Linked DNA regions of Homo sapiens: region 1 is linked to region 2. The links are chromatin loops, found by intact Hi-C in ENCODE. Cell type or tissue: endothelial cell of umbilical vein. All regions are shown on one strand. Each heading gives the region's core, and the rest is flanking DNA. Links, peaks and the distances in the headings are about the cores only. Region 1 has its middle 71 kb from the start of FOXK1. Region 2 has its middle 17 kb from the start of MMD2.

The links. Peaks named below come from ENCODE experiments on the same cell type or tissue, not always from the same donor. Only the 100,000 strongest peaks of a DNase experiment are listed, where the experiment ranks them.
Region 1: it touches region 2 in a loop (4-fold over the local background); 2 of 110 quality-filtered maps call a loop at or near these places.

What each region holds. Positions count from the first base shown.
Region 1 is chr7:4,603,838-4,618,865 of GRCh38, forward strand. No RefSeq gene overlaps it. Among named protein-coding and RNA genes, the nearest start is that of FOXK1, 71 kb to the right of the region's middle. RefSeq lists an enhancer at 449-950. In endothelial cell of umbilical vein, for the core only: a CTCF peak has its summit at 7,191 (motif pointing right); DNase peaks (open chromatin) are centred at 7,204 and 9,424; H3K4me3 peaks cover 606 bases.
Region 2 is chr7:4,968,227-4,983,254 of GRCh38, forward strand. It overlaps the pseudogene RNF216P1. Among named protein-coding and RNA genes, the nearest start is that of MMD2, 17 kb to the left of the region's middle. RefSeq lists an enhancer at 5,687-6,285 and a silencer at 5,998-6,377. In endothelial cell of umbilical vein, for the core only: a CTCF peak has its summit at 5,767 (motif pointing right); DNase peaks (open chromatin) are centred at 5,805 and 6,435; H3K4me3 peaks cover 1,335 bases; H3K27ac peaks cover 212 bases.

The DNA.
Region 1 (15,028 bases), core at 4,008-12,007, 360 kb before region 2:
CGTGTGCTCACATACACACCACTCACAAACACATATACACACCACACACGTGTGCTCACATACACACCACTCACAAACACACATATACACACCCCACACGTGTGCTCACATACACACCACTCACAAACACATATACACACCACACACGTGTGCTCACATACATATGACAAACTAGCACGTGTGTGCACAATACACACATACATCTCACACACGTGCATATACACAACACGCATGTGCACGTACACACATTACACATCTAAGCACACATGTGCACACATGCACATATGCACACAACACGTACATATATACACATACACATATCACATGCCTGCATGTGCATACATGCACACATACCACACACATGCAACACATAACACACATACACCACACACACAGGTACACACATACCACACACATAAGCATGCAGAAATACATACACATACACAATCACACACACACATAAGCATACATCACTCTCACACCCCCGCACACAACCACCACCCTCTGAACCAAACCCTGCCTTGCCTTTTCCCTGCAGGCTCCTCAGCCTGAGACCCCCCGCATTGCTTCTCTTCTCCATTGTTCAAAACTCTACTCACTTCTCAAGCCCCAAGTCAAATGCCACAGCTTCCCCGAGAAGCTTCTCACTCGCCCTAGCTTGCTCTGTGCCCTAGGAGGAATAAACCCTCAAGTCGTGATCATTTGTCCTGGACATTGCCATGCAGGGCCTTCAAAACACCTTCCCACAACTGCAAGGAATTCTCCCCTTGGAAGCCAGGACTCAGCCTCCCAGACACCCTCGAGAGCCGGCACCTCGCACAGGTGCCGCCCATCAGATGCATCTCCACAAGGCCCCCACCCAAACGAGAGCACCTGAGGAAGGACACCACCCTATGGAAAGCGATATGGGACTGAGAGGCAGCCATAACAGAGCCCTGGTGGGGCATACCCCACGTGGGGGGCCGTGGAGAGAAAGTGGTGGGAGGAGCGTCTCCATGGGGTCCTGTGGGGTCACACGGGTGTTACACTGGCTCAGCTGATTCTCCTGCCTCAACCTCCCGCGCAGCTGGGACTACAGGCCCACGCTACCATGCCCAGCTAATTTCTTTAAATTTTGTGTAGAAATGGGGTCTCACTATGTTACCCAGGCTGGTCTTGAACTCCTAGGCTCAATCAATTCTCCCACCTCAGCCTCCCGAAGTGCTGGGGTTACAGGCGTGAGCCGCTGTGCCCAGCCCATGGCCTCCATTTCTGATCTCTGATCTCTGTCCCAACCCCTTCCCACCCAACACGTCACTAAGCTACCTAAATTCCTTTCTATCCAGAGTGGCCTGTGTGGTTTGCAACTAGGAATCCTGCCCAAAATGCCTGCTCCCTCTGGGTTCCAACTGGTGCCTCTGCTAGGGTGTCCTGCTTTGGGGCGCCATACATCATTTCAGGGTTGTGTCTGTGGATTTCCAGCTATGCTGCATATGCCTCAAAGAGAGGCTGTCTTCGTTTGCCAGCTCTGCTCCTCTCCATCTACCTTCCCTTTCTTACCTGGTGTATCAGTAAGGCAAGCCATTGTAACAAACAAGCCTCAAACACTCAACAGCTTAAATGCCAGGCATGGTTTTTCATGGTTTGCCATCCCAGCACTTTGGGAGGCCAAGGTGGGAAGATCACTTGAAGCCAGGAGTTCGAGACCAGCCTGGGCAATACAGCAAGATCCCATCTCTACACACAAAAAAATAAAAATTTAGCCAGGCATGGTGGCATGTGTCTGTAGCCCCAGCTACCCAAGAGGCTGAGGCAGGAGGATTGCTTGAGCCAGGTCAAGGCTACAGTGAGCCATGATCACACCACTGTACTCTAGCCTTGGCAACAGTGGGACCCTGTCTCTAAAATTTTAAATAAAATAAAAATGTACTTCTCACTCACGGAACAGGCCAAGGTGGGGGTGCTCTGCTCCACTCGGTCATGCAGGGATCCACGATCCTTCAAGTCCACATCTGAGGAGTTTGTCTGCTGTGTGTGTGTGGGTGTCCAATGCCTCCCAGCTGGCCATGGGGAGGCTCATGGGACTGCAGGACACAGGGCAAGCATGTGTGCTGTGACTCTGAGCATGTGGGGATGCCTCTGGCAGTAGGAAAACAGGTCCCACGGAGGAAGACACGCGTGTTAGCAGTGAGTTTTAGCCCAGCCTGTCAATCAGAAGAGCCAACCTCCTTCTGAAAGGACAAGAGAGTCCCCCTTTAATGGTATTTTTCCCCTCCTGGAGATAGATAGCCCCTTTTTAATGAAAATATAAAGAGGCCGGTGGGTGGCTCACGCCTGTAATCCCAGCACTTTGGAAGGCCGAGGCAGGTGGATCACCTGAGGTCGGGAGTTCGAGACCAACCTGACCAACATAGAGAAACCCCGTCCCTACTAAAAATACAAAATTAGCCAGGCATGGTGGCACATGCCTGTAATCCCAGCTACTCGGGAGGCTGAGGCAGGAGAATCGCTTGAATCTGGGAGGCGGAGGTTTCAGTGAGCTGAGAGCGCACCATTGCACTCCAGCCTGGGCAACAAGAGTGAAACTCTGTCTCGAAAAAATATGTATATATATATAAAGAAAGCAGCCATAAGGTCCCCTGCAGTGTCAGAGGCTCTCACAGCCTGATTTCAGCTCCTGTTCCCCAAGTGCCTGGTGCTCCACCCACTCCAGGCCATCCCTCATGCCCCCAAACCTCCTACGGTTTCCAGCCTCTGAGCCTTTGCATGTACCGTTCCATCATCATCAATGCCTATTCCTTCTTTGTCTAACTGGAAAATTCATACGCACCCTTTAAGACCTAGTGCAAGTGTTACGTCGTCTCCAGGACATTCCCTGGCACCCAGCTCCCCTGCAGCATTGAGTTATCCCACATCTGTGCCCCCACAGGACATCATCAGCCATGTGGGTATCCATTTCTGCCTACACGTTGGACCCTAGAGGCCTGGGTCAATGCACAGGCCAAGGTGTGTATTTCATAAATGGTTGTTTAATGAGGAAATAGGTGAATGAACACATCCAACCTGTTTCGACTTCCACGCTCTGGGAAGATTTCATGTCCATAGTCACCCCTGCACCACCGCAGACCCCCTTCCTTCCAAAGGCGTCACCCTCCCCGTGAGTCATGGCGTTGACAGAATCCAGCCAGCCTCTCTTTATTTTCTTCTGAAGAGGGAAATTTTTCATTCTCATGGATGACTACTCCCACGTAATGCAAATAATCACCTTTCCGTGGCCCAAGAAAAGCTCTATTTAATCTCGCTGGCAGATGTCTTCAATGGAAAGATCCAGTGCAAATAAAAGTGCGGAGCTGAAATGTCAGGAAACTGAGCCACTCTCTGATCCAGCACGCGCGTGACCGAGGAGCCCCCGCAAGGTCACAGCGGCATGAGAAGCAGGGAAGCTTCCACCCTAGGACCAAGTCCAGAGGAAGAAATAAAAAGCCCTCCCGTCCGCCTCCTCCTCTTGCTTCTCCTCCGCTGTCATCATCATGCTCTGTGTGTGCCCAGCATTTTCTCTTTCTCTAAACACTTTCATACGCACATCACGTTGGATCCTCACCACGCCCCTGTGCGGGCGTCGTGCAGGGCTGGTTATCCCACAATAGCCTGGTTAAGCCCTCTCAGCGACGCAAGACTGAACCCATTCCAGCAAGAGTGCAGGAACCACGGCCTCTGTGCCGTGGCTGGAATCAAAGATGAGCCGAGCTCCCTGCAAGCAGGAGGAAGACTTCGAAACCCCAGGCATGAATCAGGGCTGCTGACACCTGCCAATTTGAGAAAGGTCTCTCCAGGAGAGGAGGCAGCTGCATTCTGCTAGTCGACATGTAAACTGGCTCAACCTTTCTCAACAGCAATGAGATCTGACACCTCCCAGACCCGGGAACTCTAAGACCCAGCGGTGGATGGAGAAAATCCACAACACAGACTTCCAACCTGCCGCAGATGGGCCACCGTATGACTTTGTGAAAACATCAGGTCACTCTGGAGACCCCTGGAAGATGATGGAGTAGGACTTTATTGGTTTTCAGCCTTTAGGGTCTGAAAGCATGTAACATCAAAGACCAAAAAGACCCACATTTCCTAGAAAGATGTTATGCGTTTAGCGGTATTGCACTGACACATGGGATATTACAAAGCACAGGTGTTGAATCTAGATTGTACCTGGTGCTACCCGTGAAGGGGTTCTGATACTAAACCAGATGATATCTGGGCGGAGGAGAAGAGAGACCCAAGAGAGCTCTGCAATTAGTGTGATCTTGGACAAACTGCAACCTCTTTAGCCTTCCATTTGCTTCCTTGTAAAAATACTTCTATAATTGGAGCTAATCATAGTGTCTACATTAGGGCAGATAGTCATTGTGAAGATTAAATTAGATGACACAGCACCAGACATATAGTAAGTGCCCAGTATACGGTGGTATTATTATTAATAGGATCATTCTCTTTTTTTTCTTTCTTTCTTTTTTTTTGAGATGGACTCTCACTCTGTCGCCCAGGCTGGAGTGCAGTAGCTTGATCTCAGCTCGCTCACTGCAACCTCCGCCTCCTGGGTTCAAGCGATTCTGCTGCCTCAGCCTCACCAGCAGCTGGGACTACAAGCACACACCTCCACGCCCAGCTAATTTTTGTATTTTTAGTAGAGACAGGGTTTTGTTATGTTAGTCAGGCTGGTCTTGAACTCCCGAGCTCAGGTGATCCACCCACCTCGGCCTCCCAAAGTGATTACCGACGTGAGCCACCACGCCCAGCCTAATCATTCTCATTTAACGATAATGATAAATGGCCAAGCATGGTGGCTCACACCTATAATCCCAACACTTTGAGAGGCTGAGGAGGGAGGATTTCTTGAGGTCAGGAGTTGGAGGACAGCCTGGGCAACATAATGAGACCCCATCTCTACAAAAATTACAAAAATTAGCCAGAGACATGGACACAGGAAGGGGAACATCAGACACCAGGGACTGTTGTGGGGTGGGGGGTGGGGGGAGGGATAGCATTGGGAGATACACCTAATGCTAAATGACGCGTTAATGGGTGCAGCACACCAACATGGCACATGTATACATATGTAACAAACCTGCACGTTGTGCACATGTACCCTAAAACTTAAAGTATAATAATAATATTAAAATAAATAAAATAAAATAAAATGGTAAAAAAAAAAAAAAAAATAGCCAGACCTGCTGGTACGTACCTATAGTCCCAGCTACTTGGGAGGCTAAGGCAGAAGGATGGTTTGAGCCGGGGAGGTGGAGGCTGCAGTGAGCCATGGTGGCACCACCGCACTCCAGCCTGGGCCACAGAGCAAGGCTCTGTCTCAAAAACTAATAATAATAAATATAAATAAATGTAGAAATGAAATTATCCTAGCCTACATGCAAGGATGGGTAAAGGTCCCTTAAATAAAAACAGAATGTGTCATGTCGGTTCTTCCATGCTGTTTCACTGCTGCGCTTCCGCAGAATCTCATCAGCTGAATGTCTCACTCCAGCACAAAACAGGCAGGAGTTACTTTATTTTGCAATTGAATGATCGCTTTGAGTTTTTGTTTTTTTTGTTTTTTGGGGGGTTTTTTGGTTTTGTTTTTGTTTTTGTCCCTGATCAATGTCAAGACCGGCGATCACAAATGTTCATGCCTATAGCGCAAGGCCAGTACCACCAACAGGTTAAGAGACTGGTGGCGGGGCCAGGGTGGGGGCAGGGGGGCTGGTGCTGCACTGTCCTCATGTTGTACTTTTGCTATTGTTCTTGACAGAGGCATTGGGGATGGAAGACAATAGAGAGTGGTGGAGACTGAGGCTAACTGGGGACACATGTGTAGATCAGGCTCTGTATTTTAATATGGGGGCCGGGCGCGGTGGTTCATGCCTCTAATCCCAACACTTTGGGAGGCTGAGGCAGGAGGATCACTTGAGGTCAGGAGTTTGAGACCAGCCTGGCAACATAATGAGATCCTGTCTCTACCAAAAATAATTTTGTAATTAGCCAGTCGGCCAGGCGCGGTGGTTCACACCTATAATTGCAGCACTTTGGGAGGCTGAGGCAGGCAGGTCACTTGAGGCCAGGAGTTTGAGACCAGCCTGAGCAACATGCCAAAATCTCGTCTCTGCTAAAAATACAAAAATTAGCTGGGTATGGTGGTACACTCCTGTAACTCCAGCTACTTGGGAGGCTGAGGCACGAGAATCACTTGAACCCGGGAGTAGAGGTTGCAGTGAGCCCAGATTGCACCACTGCACTCCAGCCTGGGTAACAGAGTGAGACTCTGTCTCAAAAAAAAAAAAGGAAGAAGAAGAAGAAGAATTAGCTGGGTGTGGTGGTGTGCACCTGTAGTCCCAGCCACTTGGGAGGCTGAGGTGGGAGAATCACTTGAGCCCAGGAGGCTGAGGCTGCAGTGAGCTCTGATCGTGCCACCACACTCCAGGCTGACAGAGCAAGACCCTGTCTCAAAAAATTAAAATTATAAAATATATATTTTATATACATATATAAATTTGGGGATGGCGGCCCAATTTCTTTAGTTCTGCCTCTGGTTTTTCTGATTTTTCTTTTTTTTTTTTTTCTTTTTTTTTTATGAGATGGAATTTCTTACTTGTTGCCCAGGCTGGAGTCCAATGACACGGTCTCGGCTCACTGCAACCTCCACCTCCCAGGTTCAAGCAATTCTCCTGCCTCAGCCTCCTGAGTAGCTGGGATTACAGGCATGCACCACCACGCCCGGCTAATTTTGTATTTTTAGTAGAGACGGTGTTTCTCCATGTTGAGGTAGGTCTCGAACTCCTGACCTCTGGTGATCTGCCCGCCTCGGCCTCCCAAAGTGCTGGGATTACAGGAGTGAGCCACGGCACCCGGCCAATTTTTCTGTGTTTTTAGGCAACCACCATCCTCTAGTTTTAAAATGTTGGCCCAATATTTTTTGTTAACACTGTGAGTCAAATAAAACATAACTGCAGGCCAGATTCAACCCTGGACCACCATTTTGTGAACTTTCACTGGGCTTCCTCCACCGCAGTCCTCGCCGTTACCTCCAGTATGTGTTGACAAGAGTAGAGAACAGCCAGGGTCACCATGCATGGTCGTCTAGAGTGTGCACTGCCCAAGGGCACCACACCTAAGAGGTGTCCTCTTAGGCATCTAAGATTTGTACTAAGAATTTCCCCAGTTTTCCAGCAGAGGGCAGTCACATGTCATGCTCCATGGCACGTCACAAAAATGTTCAGCAGTTGGAATAATCTGTCCTTCTTTAATCCACACAAAGGTGTTACAAGAATTAACAGCAGGCCAGGTGTGGTGGCTCACACCTGTAATCCCAGCACTTTGGGAGTACGAGGAAGGAAGATCACTTCAGCTCAGGAGTTCAAGACCAGCCTGGGCAACATAGTAAGACCCTGTCTCTAAAAAAATTTTAAAAATTAGCCAGGCATGGTATTGCATACCTGTGGTCCCTGCTACTTGAAAGGCTGAGGCAGGAGAATCACTTGAGTCTAGGAGGTGGAGGCTGCAGTAAGCTATGATCACGCCACTGCACTACAGCCTGGACAACAGAGCAAGACCCTGTCTCAAAAAAAATAAAAAATTTGTAAACGTAGCAGCAGCCCTGAAGGTGGGGAGTATTGAAATTAATGATCCTACTCTTTTGAGTTATAAAAATGGAAGTTCCAAATAGCAAGCATTGGTGAGGTTGGAGAGGAACCGGGGTCCCTACATTGCTGGTAGAGGTTAAGTAGGTACACCTCCATTCGGAACTTTTCGGCAGCCCTTAATCAAGTTGAACATACAAACATTCATGACCCAGCAATTCCACTCGGTGTATATCCAGCAGCACCCATACCGGGTGTACCCAAAACATGTTCCAGACCATTCATAGGCACACTGTCTGCAATGGCCCACACTGCAATGAGCTCCACTGTCCATCAGTAACGGAAAGGGTAACTTGTGCTATATTCACATGGGAAATATATTCCGCTGTGCAAACGCACCAACTGCTACTATGCATAGTAATATATGAGGACAAATCTCATAAAAGTCACCTTAAGTCAGTGAAGAGAACATCCCATGTGATTTTGTTTCCATAAAGCGTAAACAGCAGGCAAAGCTAATCTCTGGTGTTTGATGTTGCGATAGCAGTTTCCCTTAGAGGTAAATGGGTAGTGGCTGAAAAGAGACACAAGGGGCCAGGCACAGGGGCTCACACCTGTAATCCCAGCACTTTGAGAGGTTGAGGCAAGTCAGGAGTTCGAGACCAGCCTGGCCAACGTGGCAAAACCCCGTCTCTACTAAAAATTAAAAAAAAAAAAAAATTAGCCGGGCATCGTAACACACGCCTGTAATCCCAGCTACGCAGGAGGCTGAGGCAAGAGAATCGCTTGAACCCAGGAAGTGGAGGCTGCAGTGAGCCAAGATCATACCACGGCACTCCAGACTGGGCAATAGAGTGAGACTCCATCTCAAAAAAAAAAAAATAGACACAAGGGAACGTGCTAAGGCAACTCCTGGTACCAGTACCACTTCTTGGCCTGTTAGGAACCGGGAGGTTCAGCAGGAAGTGAGCAGCGGGCAGGAAGGTGAAGTTTCATCTGTATTTACAGCCACTCCCCATCGCTCGCATTACCGCCTGAGCTCCGTCTCCTGTCAGATCAACTGCGCAAACCCTATTGTGAACCGCGCATGCGAGGGATCTAGGTTGTTTGCTCCTTATGAGAATCTAATGCCTGATGATCTGCCACTGTCTCTCATCGCCCCCAGACAGGACCCTCTAGTTGCAGGAAAACAGGCTCAGGGTTCCCACTGATTCTACATTATGAAAGTTGTAGAATTATTTCATTCTATGTTATAATGTAATAATAATAGAAATATAATGCACAATAAATGTAATCTGCTTGAATCATCTCAAAACCATCTCCCCGACCCGGGCCCACGGAGAAATTATCTTCCACGAAACTGGTCCCTGGTTCCAAAAAGCTTAGGGACTGCTGTTCTAAGGGGCTAGGGAGGTTCTGTTTCTTGACCTGAGCGGTAGGCACGTGGGTGAGTTCACTTTCATCCTTTCACAGTCCTGCTTTGCACGTTTTTCTGTCTACATGCTATACTCCAATACACATCTCAAAAGACAATTACATATGTGTGTGTTAGACAGAAAGAAGGAAGAGGGCAGGGAGAGAAAACCACCGCATTCAAGCATCGCCGCCTCTAGGTGTAAGGTTCATTCCAGGACTGCCTGGAGTTGGTGACTTTGCATTCCTGCAGAGGAAACCCACTTCCTTTGCCTGTGTTCTCGGGCCGACTTCCCATATCTGCTGACCAGAAATCCTTCCTTGCAGCCGCCCCTGTAACGGGGCTGGCATTTGCAATTCGAAAGTGTCTTTGGCCTTGTTTTTCCGAGGAAATGAAAACGCTATGCGTTATCAGCATATCATCCAACAATTTATCATCACGTTGGCACCTGACAATGTTGATTTATGATTCCAGCAGGAAGAGCAGCCCTCCAACCCCCCACCAGTTCAGAAATGGAGACATCGAGGAGTCCTGAGCACAGGCAGGAGAGACTATGAAGTTATCGTAGACTCGATGTCCACAAGTGCCGGTGAGAATGACTGTGCAGAGACCATCTGAGCTCCCTGCAGATCTCACGACTCTTTTCCTCCTCCCCTTGCTCCCGGGTGCTTTGTCTCTCACACTCGGCCCCTGTGGAGCTGTTCTGCCTATGCAAGCAGAAATTGAGAGGTGCCTGGGGTTCCTGTCCCCCCAGCCAGCTCTTAGCCAATGGCGAGCAGATTCCAGAAAGTGAAAGCCCCGCTCCCTTTGCCTGAGTCTGGACAGACCCTGGGGCATAACTTACGCTGCAGTGCCTTCCTGCAGGATTGGGCCAAAGCCACCCCAGGGGGATTTTGCCAAAGGACCTTACTCTGGCTTGGCTCCTGGGTCCCCTCCTCCTACTCCCTTCCAGACCTCCCGGGACCACGGCATTCCTACGTGGCTTGCACACAATTCCTTACCACAGAGTTTGCTTCTGGGGAACCTGACCTAAAACCGAGGGGAAAATGGATTCTAGCATTTTTCAGATTCAGAAACGGGAGACCCAAATGGCCCGGGCCTCCCGCCTCCCGCACACAGGCCTGTGTATCAAGTTTCTGCAAGCACAAGCAAGAGGCTTGCAACGTGTTTGCAAGCAGTCATCATCATTTCCAGGATTGGCTATGACTCGGGTTGCAATGTTTTATTTCAGTTCACAGACAGACACAGGCCACACTCCAGGGCTCATGCCCACATCCGTAGCTTGGAACTCGAGATGCACTGTCTAGGATGGCCAACATCAGGACGGCACCCACCAGCAGACAAGCCTGTTCCCAGAATAGCCTTCTTTTTTATTTTTTTGAGACAGGGTCTGGCTTTGTGGCCCAGGCTGGAGTGCAGTGGTGCAATCATAGCTCACTGCAGCCTTGACCTCCTGGGCTCAAGTGATCCTCCCACCTCAGCCCCCCAGCCCCAGTAGCTGGGACCACAGGCATGCACCACCACGCCTGGCTAATTTTTTTTTTTTTTTTTTTTTTTTTTTTTTTTTTGTAGAGACCAGGTTTCACCATGTTGCCCAGGCGGGTCTCAAACTCCTGGACTCACGTTATTCACCCGCCTCGGCTTCCTGAAGTTCTGGCATTACAGACATGAGCCACTACACCCAACCAGAAAAACCTTCTTAACCCATGTGTTTCTGAACCTTGATTTTGTTTTATTTTAATTTTTTATTTTTGAGACAGAGTCTCACTCTGTCACCCAGGCTGGAGTATAGTGGCATGATCTTGTCTCACTATAACCTCCACCTCCCAGGTTCAAGTGATTCTCCTGCCTCGGGCTTCTGAGTGGCTGGGACTACAGGTGCCTGCCACCACACCCGGCTAATTTTTGCATTTTAGTAGAGACTACGTTTCACTGTGTTGGCCAGGATGGTCTCGAACTCCTGACCTCAGGTGATCCACTCGCCTCGGCCTCCCAAAGTGTTGGAATTACAGGCGTGAGCCACTGCGCCAGCCTGAACCTTGATTTTAAATAAACTAATCTAAGTTCCAGTGGTCTTCCCTTAGTTTGAAGCGGAAGATAGATTTTCTTCTCCTGGAATCAAGTCTGCTATGCAGTAGAGCAGGTGGAAGCTCTGGGAGCTCAAAGACCTGGGAAGGTCTGGGAGCTCAAAGACCTGGGAGCTCTGCCACTCACTAACCACGCGCCCTGGGATAGGCCACTGGCCCTCTCTGCCCTCCAAATGTCCCATCTGTGCAATGGACACAAGAACGCCAACCTCTCAGGACTAGAGTGAGAATTGTCCAATAATATTAGGCCAGGTATGGTGGCTCACAACTGTAATCCCAGCACTTTGGGAGGCCTAGGTGGGTGGATCATTTGAGGTCAGAAGTTTAAGACCAGCCTGGCCAGTATGGTGAGACCCCATGTCTACTGAAAATACAAAAATTAGCCAGATGTGGTGGCACTCACTTGTAGTCCCAGCTACTTGGGAGGCTGAAGCAGGAGAATCGCTTGAATCTGGGAGGCGGAGGTTGCAGTGAGCTGAAATTGGGCCACTGCACTGCAGCCTGGGTGACAGAGCGAGACTCTGTCTCAAAAATAATAAAAGTAATAATATTATTATTACTAAATGCAACTGGGCACGGTGGCTCACACCTGTCACCCCAACACTTGGTTGAGGGCTCCACCAGGAGGATCGCTTGAGGCCAGGAGTTCGAGAGCAGCCTAGGCAGCATAACAAGACCCTGTCTCTACAGAAAAAAAAAAAATTGTAATTAGCTGGGCATGGTGGCACATGCCTGTGGTGGCAACTAGTCAGGTGGCTGAGATGGAGGACCGCTTGAGCCCAGGAGGTGGAGGCTGCAGTAAGCTATAATCACACCACTGCACTCCAGCCTGGGCAACAGAATGAGACTTTGTCTCAAAAAAAAAAAAAAACAATAGAGATGCATTGCTTCACAGTTCCAGAGGCTAGACGCCTGAAACCAAGGTGTTGGCAGGGCCCTGCTCACCCTGACCCTGTAGGAGAGGACCTTCCTGGCCTTGGCGCGTGGCTGCATGACTCCAACCTCTGCCTCTCTTATCACATGGCCTCTTGTCTTTTCTCTGTACATCTTGTATGGACATCAGTCATGATGGATTAAAGGTTCACCTCCCTCTAGGGGGACTTCATCTTAACCAATGACAACTGCAACAACTCCATTTGCAAATAAGGTCCCAATCACAGATTCTGGGGGCTAGGACTGCAAAGTTTGCTTTGGTGGGAAACACAGTCCAACTGATACCAATGGATAGACAAATAAGTGGTGGTATTCCATACAATGGAAGGTTGTTCAGTCATAAAAGGGAATGAAATTCTGATACATGCTACGGCACAGATCAAACTCGAAAACGTCATGCTAAATGAATGATGCCAGACACAAAAGGCCACTATTGTACAATTCCACTTATGGGAAATAGGCTGAACAGGCAAATCCATAGAGACAAAAAGTAGATTATAGGGGCTGGAGGGAAGGGAAGAATGGGAAGTGATTGCTCATGGGCGTGGCGTTATTTTTAGAATAAGAAAAAATGTCCTGGAATTAAACAGCAGTGACAGCACAATTTTGTAAATATACTAAAAACTACTGAATTGTACACTTTAAAAGGGTGAATTTATGGTATGTAAATCGCATCTTGATTTTCAAAAAAAAAAGACCCTGTTTAAGAGGATGAAAAGACAAGCTACACACTGGCAGAAAATGTTTGCAAACCACATGCACCCCAAAGGACTGGTATTTGGAGTATATTTTTTAAAAAGGAACTCTTCAAAAATCAACAGTAAAAAACAATCTAATTAGAAAATGGGCAAAAGAAATGAAGAGGCATGGCTGGGTGCAGTGGCTCACGCCTGTAATCCCAGCACTTTGGCAGGCCGAGGCGGGTGGATCACCTGAAGTCAGGAGTTCAAGACCAGCCTGGCCAACATGGCAAAACCCCACCTCTACAAAAATGCAAAAATTAGCCAGGCCTGATGGCGGGTCCCTGTAATCCCAGCTACTTGGGAGGCTGAGGCAGGAGAATCGCTTGAACCCAGGAGGTGGAGGTTGCAGCAAGCCAAGATAGTGCCATTGTACTCCAGCCTGGGCTACAGAGCGAGACTCTGTCTCAAAAAAAAAAAAAAAAGAAGAAACATTTCACTGAAAAAGATACACAGATGGAAAATAAACACATGAAAAGATGTTCAATATCATTACCTACTGGAGAGATGCCCATTAAAACCACAATGAGATATCATGAGACACTTACCACAACAGCTAAAGTAAAAAATAAAATAAAAATAGTAACGCTGGGCGTGGTGGCTCACGCCTGTAATCCCATCACTTTGGGAGGCCGAGGCAGGCCGATCACAAGGTCAAGAGATCGAGACCATCCTGGCCAACGTGGTGAAACCCCGTCTCTACTAAAAAAAAAAATTACAAAAATTAGTTAGGCGTGGTGTCGCGCGCCTAAGTCCCAGCTACTCAGGAGGCTGAGGCAGGAGAATTGCTTCCACCCGGGAGGCAGGGGTTGCTGTGAGCCGAGATCGTGCCACTGCACTCCAGCCTGGGCGACAGATGGAGACTCTGTCTCAACAACAACAAAAATAGTAACAACACAAAATGCTGGTGAGGATGCAGGGAAACTAGATCCCTCATATGTTGCTGGTGAGAATGTAAACTGGTACAGATACTCTGGAAAAGAGTTTGACTGTTTTTTCAAAAACTAAACATGTACGTATCATACAACCTAGCGATTGCACTCTTGGGCATTTAAACGAGAGAAATGGAAAGTTATGATGACACAAAAACCTATACATGATTGTCTGGAGCTGCTTTATTCATAATAACCAAAAACGGAAAACAACTCTGAATTGTAATCCCCATGATTCCATTAATTCCCACATATCAAGGGCGGGACCACGTGGAGGTAATTGGATGATGAGGCCGTTTCCCCCAGGCTGTTCTCCTCATACTGAGTTAGTCTCATGAGATCTGATGGGGTTTTTTTGTTTTTGTTTCTGTTTTTGTTTTTTTTTTGAGACAGAGTCTCGCTCTGTCACCTGGGCTGGAGTGCAGTGGTGCAATCTTGGCTCACCGCAACCTCCACCTCCTGAGTTCAAGCGATTCTCCTGCCTCAGCCTCCCAAGTAGGTGGCATTACAGGCGCCCGCCATTATGCCCAGCTAATTTTTGCGTATTTTTAGTAGAGACAGGGTTTCGCCATGTTGGCCAGGCGGTCTCGAACTCCTGAGCTCGTGATCCGCCCACCTCGGCCTCCCAAAGTGCTGGGATTACATGCGTGAGCCACTGCGCCCCGGCCGAGATCTGATGGTTTTATAAGCATCTGGCATTTCCCCTGCTTGCGCTCACTCCATCCTGCCACCCTGGGAAGAAGGTGCCTGCTTCTCCTTTGCCTTCAGCCACGATTGTAAGTTTCCTGAGGCCTCCCCAGCAGTGCAGAACTGTGAGTCGATTAAATCTCTTTCCTTTATAAATTACCCAGTCTCAGGGGGTATTTCTCCATTACAGTGTGACAATGGACTAGTACAAACCCCTTGCCCTTCAATGAAACAGTAACATCCTCACCCCGAACACTTCTAATTTTATTCATTTATAATTATATAATTAATTTATAATTAATATAAAGGAACAAACCATAGATACCCATAATAACTTCTATGGTTCTCAAGGGAGTTATGCTGAGTGAGGAAAAAAAAGCCAGTCTCAAAAGGTTACATACTATAGGAATCCATTTATAAAACATTCTTTAAATGTAAATGACAACGTTACAGAGAGGAAGAACAGATTAGTCGTTGCCAGGGATTAGGAACTGGGGTGAGTGGGTGGATGTGACTGTAAGGAGTAGTGATGGAATAGTTCTGCATCTTGATTGTGGTGGCCGTCACACAAATCTGCACAGGTGATAAAATTACATCACACACACACACACACACACACACACAGAGCCAGGCG
Region 2 (15,028 bases), core at 2,561-10,560:
ACAGCGTCTCATTCTGTCGCCAGGCTGGAGTGCAATGGCGCGATCTCGGCTCACTGCAACCTCCGCCTCCAGGGTTCAAGTGATTCTCCTGCCTCAGCCTCCCGAGTAGCTGGGACTACAGGCGTGCGCCACCACGCCCAGCTAATTTTTGTATTTTTAGTAGAGACAGGGTTTCACCATGTTGGCCAGGCTGGTCTTGAACTCCTGACCTCAAGTGATCCACCCACCTTAGCCTCCCAAAGTGCTGCGATTCCAGGTGTGAGTCACCGCGCCCGGCCAAAGCTTAAATAGTGCTGAAAGCTTTTAAGTATCATTTTCCCTCTTCCCCTGTGACTGACATCTGGGGAAGTTGATAAGAAGCCTCAGTGCTCCCTCCTTTGCCGCCAATGGGAGCTTTAAACCACACAAGCCCCTGAGTGCACAAACCCTCACCCAGTCACACCCACCAACCACCATACTAACCCTGAGCCAGTCTCCTTTCCCTGTTCTCGCAAGACATTTTATTTATTTATTTATTTTTAGACGGAGCCTCGCTCTGTCGCCAGGCTGGAGTGCAGTGGTGCGATCTTGGCTCACTGCAACCTCTACCTCCCAGGTTCAAGCGATTCTCCTGCCCCAGTCTCCTGCGTAGCTGGGATTACAGGCGCCCTCCACCCGCCACCACGCCTTGCTAATTATTTGTATCTTTAGTAGAGACGAGGTTTCACCATGTTGGCCAGGCTGGTCTCAAACTCCTGGCCTTGTGATCCACCTGCCTTGGCTTCCCAAAGTGCTGGGATTACAGGCATGAGCCACCACGCCCGGCCTCTTTTAGTTATTTTTAAATGTACAATTTGGCCGGGCGCGGTGGCTCACGCCTGTAACCCCAGTACTCACTATGTTGCTCTCATCAAGATCAAGAGACTCCATCTCTACCAAAAATACAAAAATTAACTAGGTGTGGTGATGCGTGCCTGTGGTCCCAGCTACTTGAGAGGCCTAGGTGGGAGGATTGCTTGAGCCTGGGAGGTTGAGGCTGTGGTGAGCCGAGACAGCACCACTGCACTCCAGCCTGGGCAACAGAGTGAGACTATGTCTGAAAAGGGAAGGGAGGGGAAGGGACGGGAAGGGAAAGTAAGGGAAGGAGTAAGGGAAGGGAAGGGAAGGGAAGGGAAGGGAAGGGTGGGGGAGGGGAAGGGAAGGGACAGCCTTGGAAAATAAAAAATGAAAAACAAAATTAAAGAAGGAAATGAAAAGTAAGCCAGAGGAAATGTATGCAATACTAAAATCTTATATCCAAACTATAAAAAGAACACTTACAAGTCAACTCTGAGAAGACAAAAACAAATCCAATTTTTAAAATGGGATTTAAAAAATTTGAACAGAAATTTCACAAAAGAAAATATACAAAAGGCCAGGGCTGGGCACAGCGGCTCACACTTGTAATCCTAGCGCTTTAGGAGGTCAAGGTGGGAGGATCACTTGAGGCCAGAAGTTCAAGACCAGCCTGGGCAACATAGCGAGACCCCATCTCTAAAAAAAAAAAATCATATAAATTAGCCAGGAGTGGTGGCATGTGCCTGTAGGCCCAGCTACTAAGGAGGCTGAGGTGGGAGGATCGCTTGAGCCCACGAATTCAAGGCTGCAGTGAGCTATGATCATGCTGCTGCCGTCCAGCCTAGACAATGCTGTGTCTAAAAAAAAAAAAAAGAAAGATATTCAAAAGGCCAATTAGCACAAGAAAAGATGCTCAACATATTAGCCAGCCGGGAAATGCAAATCAAAACCACAGTGATAGACCATTACCTGTCCATTACAACAGCTGAAATTAAAGACTAGTGATACCAAGAATGGCAACTGGACCTCTCCTTCAGTGCCAGTGGGAAAGTAAAATGATGTACCAGTTTGGGAAACAGTTTGGTTCTTACTATATGATTTAGCAATTCCACACTTAGAGAATGAACATGTATTCACCCAACAACTTTTACACGAATGTGCATAGCAGTTTTATTCATAATTGCCCCAAAATAAAAGAAACTCAGTGTGCACCGGCTGGTGAATGGATGAATGAATTGTGTCATATCCTTGCGGTCGAATACTACTCAGCAGTAAAAAGGAATGAACTACTGATACATGTAACATAGAAGAATCTCAGAAACATGCAGAGGCCAGGCACGGGGGCTCACACCTGTAATCCCAGCACTTTGGGAGGCTGAGGTGGGAGGATCACTTGAACTCAGGAGGTCGAGATCAGACTGGACTACATAGTAAGACCTCATCCCTATTAAAAATCAAAAAAATTAGCCAGGCATGGTGATGCGTGCCTGTAGTCTCAGCTCCTCAGGAGGCGAGGCAGGAAGATGGCTTGAGTCTGGGAGATCGAGGCTGCAGTAAGCTAAGATCATACCACTGCACTCCAGCCTGGGCAACAGAGTGAGACCCTGTCTCAAAAAACAAAAAGCATGCTGAGCAAAAGAAACCAGACACAAGAGTGCATGCCATATGATCCCATGTGTGTGAAACTACAGAAAGATAAATTGTAGTCTAAAATGAGAAAAAGGGCCGGGTGCGGTAGCTCAAGCCTGTAATCCCAGCACTTTGGGAGGCCAAGGCAGGCGGATCACCTGAGGTCAGGAGTCCGAGACCAGCCTGGCCAACTTTAGTTGGCCATGTTTTTAGTAGAGATGGCAAAACTTCATCTCTACTAAAAATACAAAAATTAGCTGGACATGGTGGTGGATGTCTGTAAAGCCAGCTACTCGAGAGGATGAGGCAAGAGAATCGCTTGAACCTGGGAGGCGGAAGTTGCAGTGAGCCAAAATCACGCCACTGCACTCCAGCCTGGGCGACAGAGTGAGACTCCATAACAAAAATAAAATAAAATAAAAATACAAAAACTTAGCTGGGTGTGGTGGGGGGTGCCTGTAATCCCAGCTACTCAGGAGGCTGAAGCAGAAGAATCGCTTGAACCCAGGAGGTGGAGGTTGCAGTGAGCCAAGATCACACCATTGCACTCCAGCCTGGGTGACAGAGCAAGACTCCCATCTCAAAACAAATAAGTAATATAAAGTGACACAAACCAGGTGCCCAAAAGCAGGTGGTTGCCTAGCACCAGGGATGGGGATTATGGAGGGATGGACTGGAAGGAACAGGAGGGAATAGTCTGGGGTGATGGAAATGATCTCTATCTTGATTGTGGGGGGTTACGAGGGTGTATAAATTTGTCAAAACTGGTAGAAAGGTACACTTAAATGGGGTGCCTTGTACCACGTATAAATTACACCTAAATAACATTTTTTTTTTTTAGTTTTTTTTTTTTTTTTTTTACAAATAATGGGCCAAAATGGCAGGAAATTACTGCTTCTGAAAGCAGACTGAGTTCGGGAATAATGTCCTCTATGACAACACCAGCACACCTTCATGTAGATACGGCTGATGACAGTTCTTGGGAACAAAATGATGATGGACAAATTGTGAATAATGGCGGTCCTCCACTACTGTCAATGATTTCACAGGTCAGATGCACATTAAACTAACTGTAACCAGAAAATGCAATGAAGCCGTGCCGTGATGACTCATGGGGTGGGGGAGTTACAGCCTCGGCTCTCGGGCAGGCTCACGGGGTGAGTGCAGGTTGCACGCCTTTGGCCGTAACTGCATGGAATTACAGCCAGCACAGATGATACGGATTTTCATAGACAGAACTTCCATGCTTCTTCCCAGGAAAACAGCAAAACATCACTTGTTGACAATAGTTTAGTCTGCAGGTAGCTATCTTGCCCTTTCTGATTCTTGGTGCTGGTTAACATTAAGACAAAGAAAACAGGCCGGGCGCGGTGGCTCACGCCTGTAATCCCAGCACTTTGGGAGGCCGAGGCGGGTGGACCACCTGAGGTCAGGAGTGCGAGACCAGCCTGACCAACATGGAGAAACCTTGTCTCTACTAAAAATACAAAATTAGCTGGGTGTGGTGGCACATGCCTGTAATCCCAGCTACTCAGGAGGCTGAAGCAGGAGAATCACTTGAACCTGGGAGGCAGGGGTTGCGGTGAGCCGAGACGGTGCCATTGCACTCCAGCCTGGGTAACAAGAGTGAAACTCCGTCTCAAAAAAACAAACAAAAACAGGCCAGGTGCGGTGGCTCAAGCCTATAATCTCAGCACTTTGAGAGGCCGAGGCAGGAGGATCACTTGAGGCCAGCAGTTTCAGACCAACCTGAGCAACATAGAAAGACCCTATCTATACAAAAAAACTTAAAAAATTAGTCAGGCATGGTGGCACACACCTATAGTCCCAGCTACTCAGGAGGCTGGGATGGGAGGGTCCCTTGAGCCTGGGAGGTCAAGGCTGCAGTGAACTATGATTGATTGAGTCACTGCAGTCTAGCCTCACTGACAGAGTGAGACCCCAACCCTCCGCCCCCCGAAAAAAACAGGGCCGGGCACAGTGGCTCACACCTGTAATGCCAACACTTTGGGAGGCCGAATCAGGCAGATCACCTGAGGTCAGGAGTTCGAGACTAGCTTGGCCAACATGGTGAAATCCTGCCTCTACTAAAAATACAAAAATTAGGCGGATGTCGTGGCGGGCGCCTATAATCTCAGCTACATGGGAGGCTGAGGCACGAGAATCACTTGAATCCGGGAGGCAGAGGTTGCAGTGAGCCAAGATCATGCCATTGCACTCCAGCATGGGCACATGAGTGAAACTTCGTCTCAAAAAAAAAAAAAAAAAAAAAAAAGCCAGAGGCTTCAAAAATAACCTGAATGATTCCAGACTACCTAGAAGGAAGGAGTAGCTTCCTCTCACCCTCATTGGGAGAAATGCAGAGATAGGATAATTGTCTTTATGACTCCAAAAATGCCTGAGACAAGAACATGTCAACAAATAACTCCAATGAGAGCCTCTCAGTTCACATATGACCCCATTTCATCCTTGCAAGAACACCGGGCAATAGATAATATCTTAAAATTCCCATTTTACTAATAAAAAATTCCTAGCCAGACGTGGCAGTTCACACCTGCCATACCACCACTTTAGGAGGGCAAGACGGAAGGATAACTTGGACCCAGGAGTTCGAGATCAGCCTGGGCAACAAAGCGAGATTCTGTTTCTTTTTTTTTTTTTTTTTTTTGAGACAGGGCCTTGCTCTGTCGCGCAGGCTGGAGTGCAGTGGTGCGATCTCTGCTCACTGCAAGCTCCGCCTCCTGGGTTCACGTCATTCTCCTGCCTCAGCCTCCAGAGTAGCTGGGACTACAGGCATCCGCCACCACGCCCGGGTAATTTTTTTATTTTTGGTAGAGAAGGGGTTTCACCATGTTGGCCAGGCTGGTCTGGAACTCCTGACCTCAAGTGATCCACCCGCCTTGGCCTACCAAAGTGCTGGGATTACAGGCGTGAGCCACTGTGCCCAGCCGTGAGACCCACTTTTCTCTTAATTTCCCCAATTCCTAGAATAGTGCATGGCCCACAGGAAATCCGCAGAATATATTTGCAGAATGAATGAATGACTTGCCAAAGGAATTAGGGCAAATAAGTAGATATCGAGTAAACATCCACAACCACCTGCCCCATACCCTTTTCAGCTCTGGGGAGATGGTGGCTCCTGTGGGGTCGGGGATTGGGGGTCTCCGTTCCTTTCATCCTCCAGCCTCGTGGGGGAGTCAAGTCTCCGTAGGCGGAGAGCCCGGATGCAGGCGCGGCTAGGCTGCCCTCTCTATGGTGAGCCCCCCGGTCCCTCCTCCGCAGCACCCGGAGTGCCTCTATGGTTCTTCCTGTCGTTAGTCGGGAGGGGGCGCTGTACGCGCGCTGTACGCTTGCGCGAGGTGACGCCGGGGCAGGGCCGGAAGGAATGCAGCGGCTGCCACGGAGCTCGTAGCTGCAGCTTTGGAGGAGTAAGCGGCGTGGTAGCGAAGGTCGCCGAACCCGCCTGGCTAGCCGGCGAGTTGAGTGGCGAGTGAGTGTCGGCTGCGGGGCGCGCTCGAGCTTCTGGGCGGGTCTGTGAGGCGAGGCGGCCTCCCTGCGTGACGCCTCCGTTGAGCTGCGGGGGTGGGGGCGGGGGCGCGGGCCGTGAGCACCACAGAGCTGAGGGGCGCGGCCGAGGCCCGGGCGGGATCGGGCCGGGGAGCTGGGCTGGGCGTCTCCAAGCCCCCTGCGGTGGCGAGGCGGGAGCGACACCCTCCCGCCACTTCGCGAAGTTTCGCGAGCCGGCCCCTCGGGCCGCTTCCCTCCCTCGGGCCCGAGGCCGCCGCGGAGGCGGTGTCCGTGCACCCGAGCGCGGCCTGGAGGAGCGGCGGGAGGCGGCCCGTGCCTGTGAACCCCAGCCCAGGCGGGCGGCGTTTTTCCTCCTCTCCCCTCACATCTGGAGCGCGTGTTGTTCCGTGAAACTTGGCGACTGTCACCCGGCACTCGCGAGGGCGCCGCAAGTGCGTCAGACCTTTCTGCGGGGCGCTGGGGGCTGGCCCGGCTCGGGGGTCCGGGCGCTGGGCAGGGAGCGAGGCCGCTGTCCCCGCGTCGAGGTGGTTCTGCTCCCGGTGGAACGGGACCAGGGCTCTAAGACTTGGGCCACTTGCAGCCAACGTGGAGCGTGCGCGGCGTGCGGGTTACAGAAATTTCTGACAAATCCGCCAGGGCTCTGTGAATCCTTAAGGGCCTGGGTAGCAGTTGTCCTAGGTACTTTGATAGTGCAAAGAGAACGTTATTATTTTTTTTTTTTTCCTTTTTTTGAGACGGAGTCTCGCTCTGTCGCCCAGGCTGGAGTGCAGTGGCGCGATCCCGGCTCACTGCCAGCTCTGCCTCCCGGGTTCACACCCTTCTCCTGCCTCAGCCTCCCGAGTTGCTGGGACTACAGGCGCCCGCCACCACGCCCGGCTAATTTTTTGTATTTTTTAGTAGAGACGGGGTTTCACCGTGTTAACCAGGATGGTCTCGATCTCCTGACCTCGTGATCCATCCACCTCGGCCTCCCTAAGAGCTGGGATTACAGGTGTGAGCCACCGCGCCTGGCTGTATTTTTTAATTTAATATTTAAATATGTATTTAAAATTTGTGTATGAATTTACATAAATGGTATCACACTTTCATTTAACGTTAATTTAACTGTGTTGTATCATATGAATTTTATTTATTCCTTTATTGAAGTCCAGTAAGGCCATTTCCAATTGCTTTTATTGCATATTTGCTGTAATGACCACCATCCCTGTCCGTATATTCTATTATGCATATTTCTTGGAGAACACACAGAGGTTTCTTTAGCTAATATACCTGGAAGTGGAATTGCTAAGTCACAGGGAATGTACATTTGTAATTTAGGGCGTATTGCTGATTGCTATTCAGAATATCTTTTCCAAGTTACTATCCAAACCAGCAATGTATAAGATTTCCCATTTCTTACATACTTGCCTTTTTTGCCACCCCAGTGGTTTGAAACATAATTCCTTTTTTTTTTTTTTTTGTGACGGAGTCTCACTCTGTTGCCCAGGCTGGAGTGCAGTGCGGCGATCTTGGCTCACTGCAACTTCAGCCTCCCGGGTTCAAGCGATTCTCCTGCGGCAGTGTCCGGAGTGGCTGGGATTACAGGCGCGTGCCACCATGCCTGGCTAATTTTTGTATTTTTTAGTAGAGCTGGGGTTTCACCGTGTTGGTCAGGCTGGTGTCCAACTCCTGACCTTGTGACCTGCCCGCCTCGGCCTCCCAAAGTGCTGGGATTGTAGGCTTGAGCCACTGCGTCTGGCTGAAACATAATTCATTTTCTGATTTGCCTTTCCCTGATTATTAGTGAGGTTGAGCATCTTCTGTGTTTTCTTTTTTGTGAATTGCCTATTAATACCCTTAGCCCATTTCTTTGTTAGCATATTTGTATCAAGATGTCATTTCTCTGTCAGTACTTTGTCTCTTTAATATGTGTATTTTAAACATATGTTTTAATGTCATAGGTTTTGAGTTTGTGTGGTTTTTTTTTTTTTGACCCACCTCCTTGGATATGTTTTCTTAAGGAATGTTTTCAGCATAAGCTTCAGATGTCCCCCTGACCAGATACATGGCAAGAGTTTTGATACTCCCTCATTCTTACTGTTCCTCTTTGCTTCCTTTTCAGCTCTTTTGAAACAGATGGTCACCATGTTTAGATATTAGCAGTCCCGTATGTGCATGTCTGCATTTGAAAATGGAAGAGGGAAACAACAATGAAGAGGTAATTCACTTGAACAACTTTCACTGCCATCGGGGACAAGGTAAGTTGTTTGTTCTCACTTCATCCCTTTCCCTGTGGCTTTTTCCTTTTAGTATCACAGCTGTATCTTTTGAAATGAACCTATTTTGTACCATTTAGAATCCAGGGACATTTCATTTTTGACATAAAAAGACTAGTTAGACTAGAATTATATCAGATAATGATATTGCTGGCATGAATGAAGTGTAAGACTCATTCATTGCAACTGGATTAATAAGCTGTTAATTTACTGGCAAGACGCTGTTAATATGTAGTCATTGAGTCTTAAGAGACAGTGTCAGCATCAGTTTTTGAAGGCGTGGTGATTATAAAGGAGTGCTCCACTAGGCATTTATGATCTGAAATACTACAGGTGATGCTGAACCAGTCTTGTCCTCCCATGATGCCTAATTTCTTTTTTGCCAGAAGATTCTGGCTTAGCCTTGAGGGGAATTTTGGAACATGTATTTTTTTGTTCTGCAGTTTTGGTTTTTTTTCTTTCTTTTTTTGAGACGGAATTTCGCTCATTGCCCAGGCTGGAGTGCAATGGCGTAATCTCGGCTCACTGCACCCTCCACGTCCCGGGTTCAAGCGATTCTCCTGCCTCAGCCTCCCGAGCAGCTGGGATTATAGGCATGTGCCACTATGCCCTGCTAATGTTGTATTTTTAGTAGAGATGGGTTTTCTCCATGTTGGTCAGGCTGGTCTTGATCTCCTGACCTCAGGTGATCCGCCTGCCTCGGCCTCCCAAAGTGCTGGCATGAGCCACCCGCCTGGCCACATTTGTTAATTTTCATTACAAAAGGGATAAATATGGGCCAGACAAATGGCTCACACCTTTAATCCTCGCACTTTGGGAGGCTGAGGCAAGAGGATTGCCTGAATCCAGGAATTCAAGGCTGCAGTGAGCTATGTTAGGCTACTGCACTCAAGCGTGGGAGACAGATTGAGACCTTGTCTCTATTTAAAAAAAATTTGTTATGATAAATATGCTGTTTTAAAAAATAAGTTCTCCTGAAGAATATAAAATGAAAAATATACTCTTTCCCCTCCTTCTGATCTGCAGAGGTGAAATAGTTGTAAATTTTTTTTTGTTTTTTTGGAGACGGAGTCTTGTTTTGTTGCCCAGGCTGGAGTGCGGTGGTGTGATCTTGGCTCACAGCAATCTCCACCTCCCGGGTTCAAGCAGTTCTCCTGCCTCAGTCTCCTGAGTAGCTGACATTACAGGCGTACTCCATCACGCCTGGCTAATTTCTGTATTTTTAGTAGAGACAGGGTTTCACCATGTTGGTCAGGCTGGTCTTGAACCCCTGACCTCGTGATCTGCTCGCCTTGGCCTCCCAAAGTGCTGGGATTACAGCCATGGGCCACCATGCCCAGCCTGGTGGTAAATTTAAACAAAATAGACAGTTCACTGAACACCTGTCCTCAAAGTTCGTATCTTATCCTGTAGTTCTCAGTCTGGGGTGCAGGTGAGTTTCTTCCCTGCCAAGGCTGAGAAGGAAGGTCCCCTTTCCAGGTACTTAGCCCAATGTAGGTACTTTTTTCTGATTTGTACAGTGACACTGTTGGAGCCAATAGTGGCCTTGTCTGATCCCACCTCTGTACAGAGGCAACCACCGTCATCAGATTTATTTATATTTATTTATTTATTTATTTTCGAGACGGAGTCTCACTCTGTCACCTAGGCTATAGTGCAGTGGTGCGATCTCAGCTCACTGTAGTCTCCACCTCCCAGGTTCAAGTGATTCTCCTGCCTCAGTCTCCCAAGTAGCTGGGATCACAGGCATGCGCCATCTATGTCTGGCTAATTTTTGTATTTTTGGTAGAGACGGAGTTTCCCATGTTGGCCAGGCTGGTCTTGAACTCCTGACCTCAAGTGATCCACCTACCTCAGCCTCCCAAAGTGCTGGGATTACAGGTGTGAGCCACTGCACCTGGCCTTCCCTTAATCTTTATCAATTTTGCTTAACATGCTTCTCAGTAAGGCAAAACCATTAAGAGTATACACTACCTGGCCATAGATTGGTGATGTTGGTCAGTTCTGGAAATTTTGTAGCTGTTTCCTGTCTTCTGTAACTCTTCTCCCACAGTCTCCAAGTCTCTAAGTCCACCTCTTTGTCTCTGAGATGCATTCTGGATGATTTCTTCAGATGTGTCTTCTAGCCCACAAATTTCTCTTCAGTAGAATGTAATCTTCTTTTAACTCATCCACTGTTTTTCGGTTATGGTATTTTAGCTTTTAATTCTCTTGGTTATTTTCCTAGAGTTTTGCTCTTTGCCTATATTTTTAGTCTTTTTTAAATTTCTTTAACCAATAAACATAGCTTCTTTGTGAGTTTGATTGCTGTGATCTGTTAAGTTCTTGGGAATCATATTCTGTTTTTCCTGCTGGCTCCCATGGTGCCTCGTTTTCTTGTGTATTTTCTAAGTTTGACTCTAAGCTCATGTCTTGAGTTCTTGATAGAGTTGGTTTCTTTATAGAGAATTGCTTTTGCTTCTTTCAAGTCCCCGAGGGCAGTGTCAGTTTGAAACGACTTTAGATTCCTGTCTTGAAGTTTTCGGATTACACAAACTCTTTTTTTTTTTTTTTAAGACGAAGTCTCAGTCTCTTGCCCAGGCTGGAGTGCAGTGGCGTGATCCTGGCTCACTGCAGCCTCCGTCTCCAGGGTTCAAGTGATTCTTCTGCCTCAGCTTCCTGAGTAGCTTGGATTACAGGTGTGCACCAACATGCCCAGCTAATTTTTGTATTTTTAGTAGAGATGGGATTTCACCATGTTGGCCAGGCTGGTCTCGAACTCCTGACTTCAAGTTACCCCCCTGCCTCAGCCTCCCAAAGTGCTGGGAGACGTGAGCCACCGTGCCCTGCAAACCTTTTATTTATTTATTTATTTATTTATTTATTTATTTATTTATTTATTTATTTATTTTGAGAGAGAGTTTTGCCCTTGTTGCCCAAGCTGGAGTGCAGTGGCATGATCTCAGCTCACTGCAACCTTCGCCTCCCAGGTTCAGGTGATTCTCCTGCCTCAGTCTCCCGAATAGCTGGGATTACAGGCATGTGTTACCTCACCCGGCTTGGATTACCCAAACTCTTAAAGCATTTTTTATTTTTCAACAAGAGACTCTACCTGGGTATTTAACCTTCCTTACAGTGAGGAAAGAAAGCCATTTGGTTATTTACATGCCAGTTACTCACTCTTCTGAAGCCTTTCCACATATTCTTTATTGTGTATAGTTTTTAAACTTGGTTATTGTATACCAATGTGTATATAATATACATAAAGAAAAATGAACAAAATAAAGATGCACAGCTCAATAATTTATCACAAACCAAACATTTATGGAACCACAACCCAGAAATCTTCAAGAAATAGAATGTTGCTATCCTCTTTAAACACTACATAAAGATTTTGTATAGTCTTCTTTTGCATCTGACTTCTTTTCACTCAGCATTATGTTTGTGAGGTTTATTCACGTTGGGTAGAGCCACAGTTTATGTATTTTCCATTGCTAAGTGGTATTCCATTTATATCACTTAGCAATGAAATTTCCCATCTACTTTTGATAGGCATTTGAGTTCTGACTGTCACAAATAATGTAGCTGTGAACATTCTCCTGCTTGTCTCCTGAACTCTACTTGCCCCACACCCTGGCATCCACCTTCCTATTGGCTATGTTTGTGTCTTCAACAGAATTGTTTGTTGGAGATTTTTTTCCCCTCCTAAGCTTTTAAAATACTTTCTTTTTGGGTTTCCAAGTGGTGTGATAATAACTACATTTTTTTAAATTACTAAGCTTTATTTTTTAGAGCAGTTTTAGGTTTACAGGAAAATTGAGCAGCAATGACTACATTTTTACAATGAAAACTTTCTTGTAGGCTTCTACTCATCTAAAAAGCAACTTATATGTGTGAATTGCTTTAACAACTCTTCGACAATACTGAGTTATGTTATTTTTTGTAGTTAACTAGGGTAGGCATGAAGTAGCATAAGTGACATTTCTTTGCTAATTGGCTGTGTTTTTCAAATATTTGTTTACTAATTGTATTTCCCTTGCGTGTGAATTGTTTACTTCTCTCTTCTCTTTGAATTCCTAATGTTTCCTGGTTATGAAATGTAATACAGGTTTGTTCATTACAGAAAATGTAAATGATAGAGAAAAGTATAAACTTAGCTCATTTATAGAACAATGATTTGAATACCAGATACCATGTTTTAGTATTTTTTAACAATTTAACCTCATAGAAATTGAGTATATTCAATGTTTTTGTCTCCTTCTGCAAATGAAGAGGGATGTTTAAATATATCTTCAAGATTGTCTAGAAAAATCACTAAAATGTAATCAAATTGACACCTTCTCTTACAGTTCTGTTCTCCTACTTCCTGAGTCTCACACGTGTAATTATTTTTAGGGTCTTGCTGTCCCTCTGTGCTTTTTGTGTCACTCAGAAACATTGATCTTTAAACACATAAAAATTCTCATGAAATCTAAAAAGCAAGGGAATGTACGGTCACTGTATTCCATCTTTTCAAGCCAATCTTGTTTTCCTGACACTGCTTTCCTTTCCATTATTCTCTGGACTCCTAGGACAGTGTTAACTCCACAACTAAACTAAAATGTTAATGGAAACTGGAAATAAGGCCCAAAGCTGAGTTGAGCAGACTGGGATTTTGTTGTAGCTCAGTCTCAGTTGCTTTATGTGCGTCTTTAAATGGCCTTCAGATGGAACCATCTGGCCATTTTAAGCAGGAAGGGCCTATTCATTAGAGAACCACGTGGCAGGTAATCTACTCTGGCTGGTTAACTTAGATCTTTCACTCACACGTGGTCAACTTCAGTTGGATGAAGGCAGCAACAACTATCTAAGGGTTGAAAGATTGGAGTACGGCTGGGCGCGGTGGCTCACGCCTGTAATCCCTGCACTTTGGGAGGCCGAGACGGGTGGATCACAAGGTCAGGAGATCAAGACCATCCTGGTTGACACGGTGAAACCCCGTCTCTACTAAAAATAGAACAAAATTAGCCGGGCGTGGTGGCGGGTGCCTGTAGTGCCTGCTACTCGGGAGGCTGAGGCGGGAGAATGGCATGAACCCAGGAAGTGGAGCTTGTAGCTTGCAGGAGGTGGAGCTTGTACCGCTGCACTCCAGCCTGGGCAACAGAGCGAGACTCAGTCTCAAAAAAAAAAAAAAAAAAACTGGAGTACTAGCCTGGCTTACTTTGCAGGAGTGCCTTCTCTAGAACTGCTAGCATGTCAGATCAGCTCAAGCATGAGGTCATATGAAGACGTGGGCAGACTGAAGTCCGACAGGCTTCCCCACTGCTTTTGCCCCAGGGTGCAGATATTAGAACAGAGGCTACCACTTGTTTCTGTAGAAGAAAAACTTTGTCCTTCATTTCCTGTGCCTCCAAATGTCACTTAACCTCCAGAAGAGTTCTGTTGGTAAGCATAATGAAGGGATTAAACTAGAAATGAATTTTGACAGTTTATAGTGAGAGCTTCTGATTTCTGCCATGTGGAACTTCATGTCTGTAGCATTTCAGTATTTGAAGTTCTTAATATTGTTGCAAATATAAAATGAATTGGGGAGAGATGAACCTCTCAAACATGTTTTGTTTTTTCAAGAAATCATATCTACTGTTCCATCTGTATTTCATGTAGAGGTGTACTTATGTATCATTTACTTGAGAAAACACATAAAAACAGACCATTTTAAAGCTAGTCCGTGTCTGGTTTGTCGCCACATCAAATATGCACATGTAATGAGTTGTCTGGAACTCAGGCCTTTCCCTACAGACGCGATTTTTGCTGGTGGCTAATTCTCAGGTCAGCCTTCAAAGGTTTGCATAACCTCATTGCACACCAGTGAATTCTAGGACGGAGAATTACCACTGATGACAATGGTTTTAAAGGAAAATGTACTCTGAATTCTTGTCGCCCTCTGTAATAGGAGGAGTTTGCTGCTTTTTTTCCTCTCTTTGGGCCTCTGGCGTTGTCTTCTGTGGACTGGGCAGGCTGTGGTGGTAGGGAAGGGGGGAGCTTAGAGATGAAGAGTATGTGGGACTCCTGAAGTAACGGCAAAGGGAAATGCATTGAGATGTCAAGATGAGGGAGAAGGCTTTGACATGGGTCCCCAGCGGGGGCTGTAGAATCAACGAACCTCTCCAAACCGGTCCCCAAACACTGGCACCTGGATGAGAAAAGGAGCAGAGCTGAGCACTTTTTCTCTGCCCTCTTTCTGCCAGACCTCCTGTTCTACTATTACAGGCCTTACTATTGACATCTGGCAAAAGAGAACCAGTAGAAAGGGAAGTGTGTGAGAACTGCAGGTATAGCACCTAGGAGGTCATCTTAGAAATCTACTGGAGCAAGAGAAAGAACAGAGAAAAGGGGAAGTCCCCATTACCCTCCGAGCAAAGAAGCTTCCTTGCTACTGAATGTGGCTAGAGCTGTACCCCACCCACTCTGTCTGCACTACTGTGCAGTCGTTCCAAGGTGGTTGTCTGATTTGACTGTGAAGAGCCTGGATAGTTAACATCTGTTGGGTCTGGGTGGTGATACATCAGTGTGTGTTATCTCACTCTATATAGCCTTACTTTGGAAGTATTTCATGCTGATAATAGACAAAGCTAGTGGGTTTGGTGTGAAGAGAGTCTGTTCATAGGAAAACATGATCTGTTCATCAGTCTAGCTTAGCAGCTAGCTAAATAAATGAAGTGTAACTCAATGGCTCATAGAGCTTTATATTACCATAGAGATTTATGTTACCACAGGGGTATAAAAAGTATTAATGAATTAACAGAAGGTCTTTTATATTTCATTTATTTATTACATCTCTT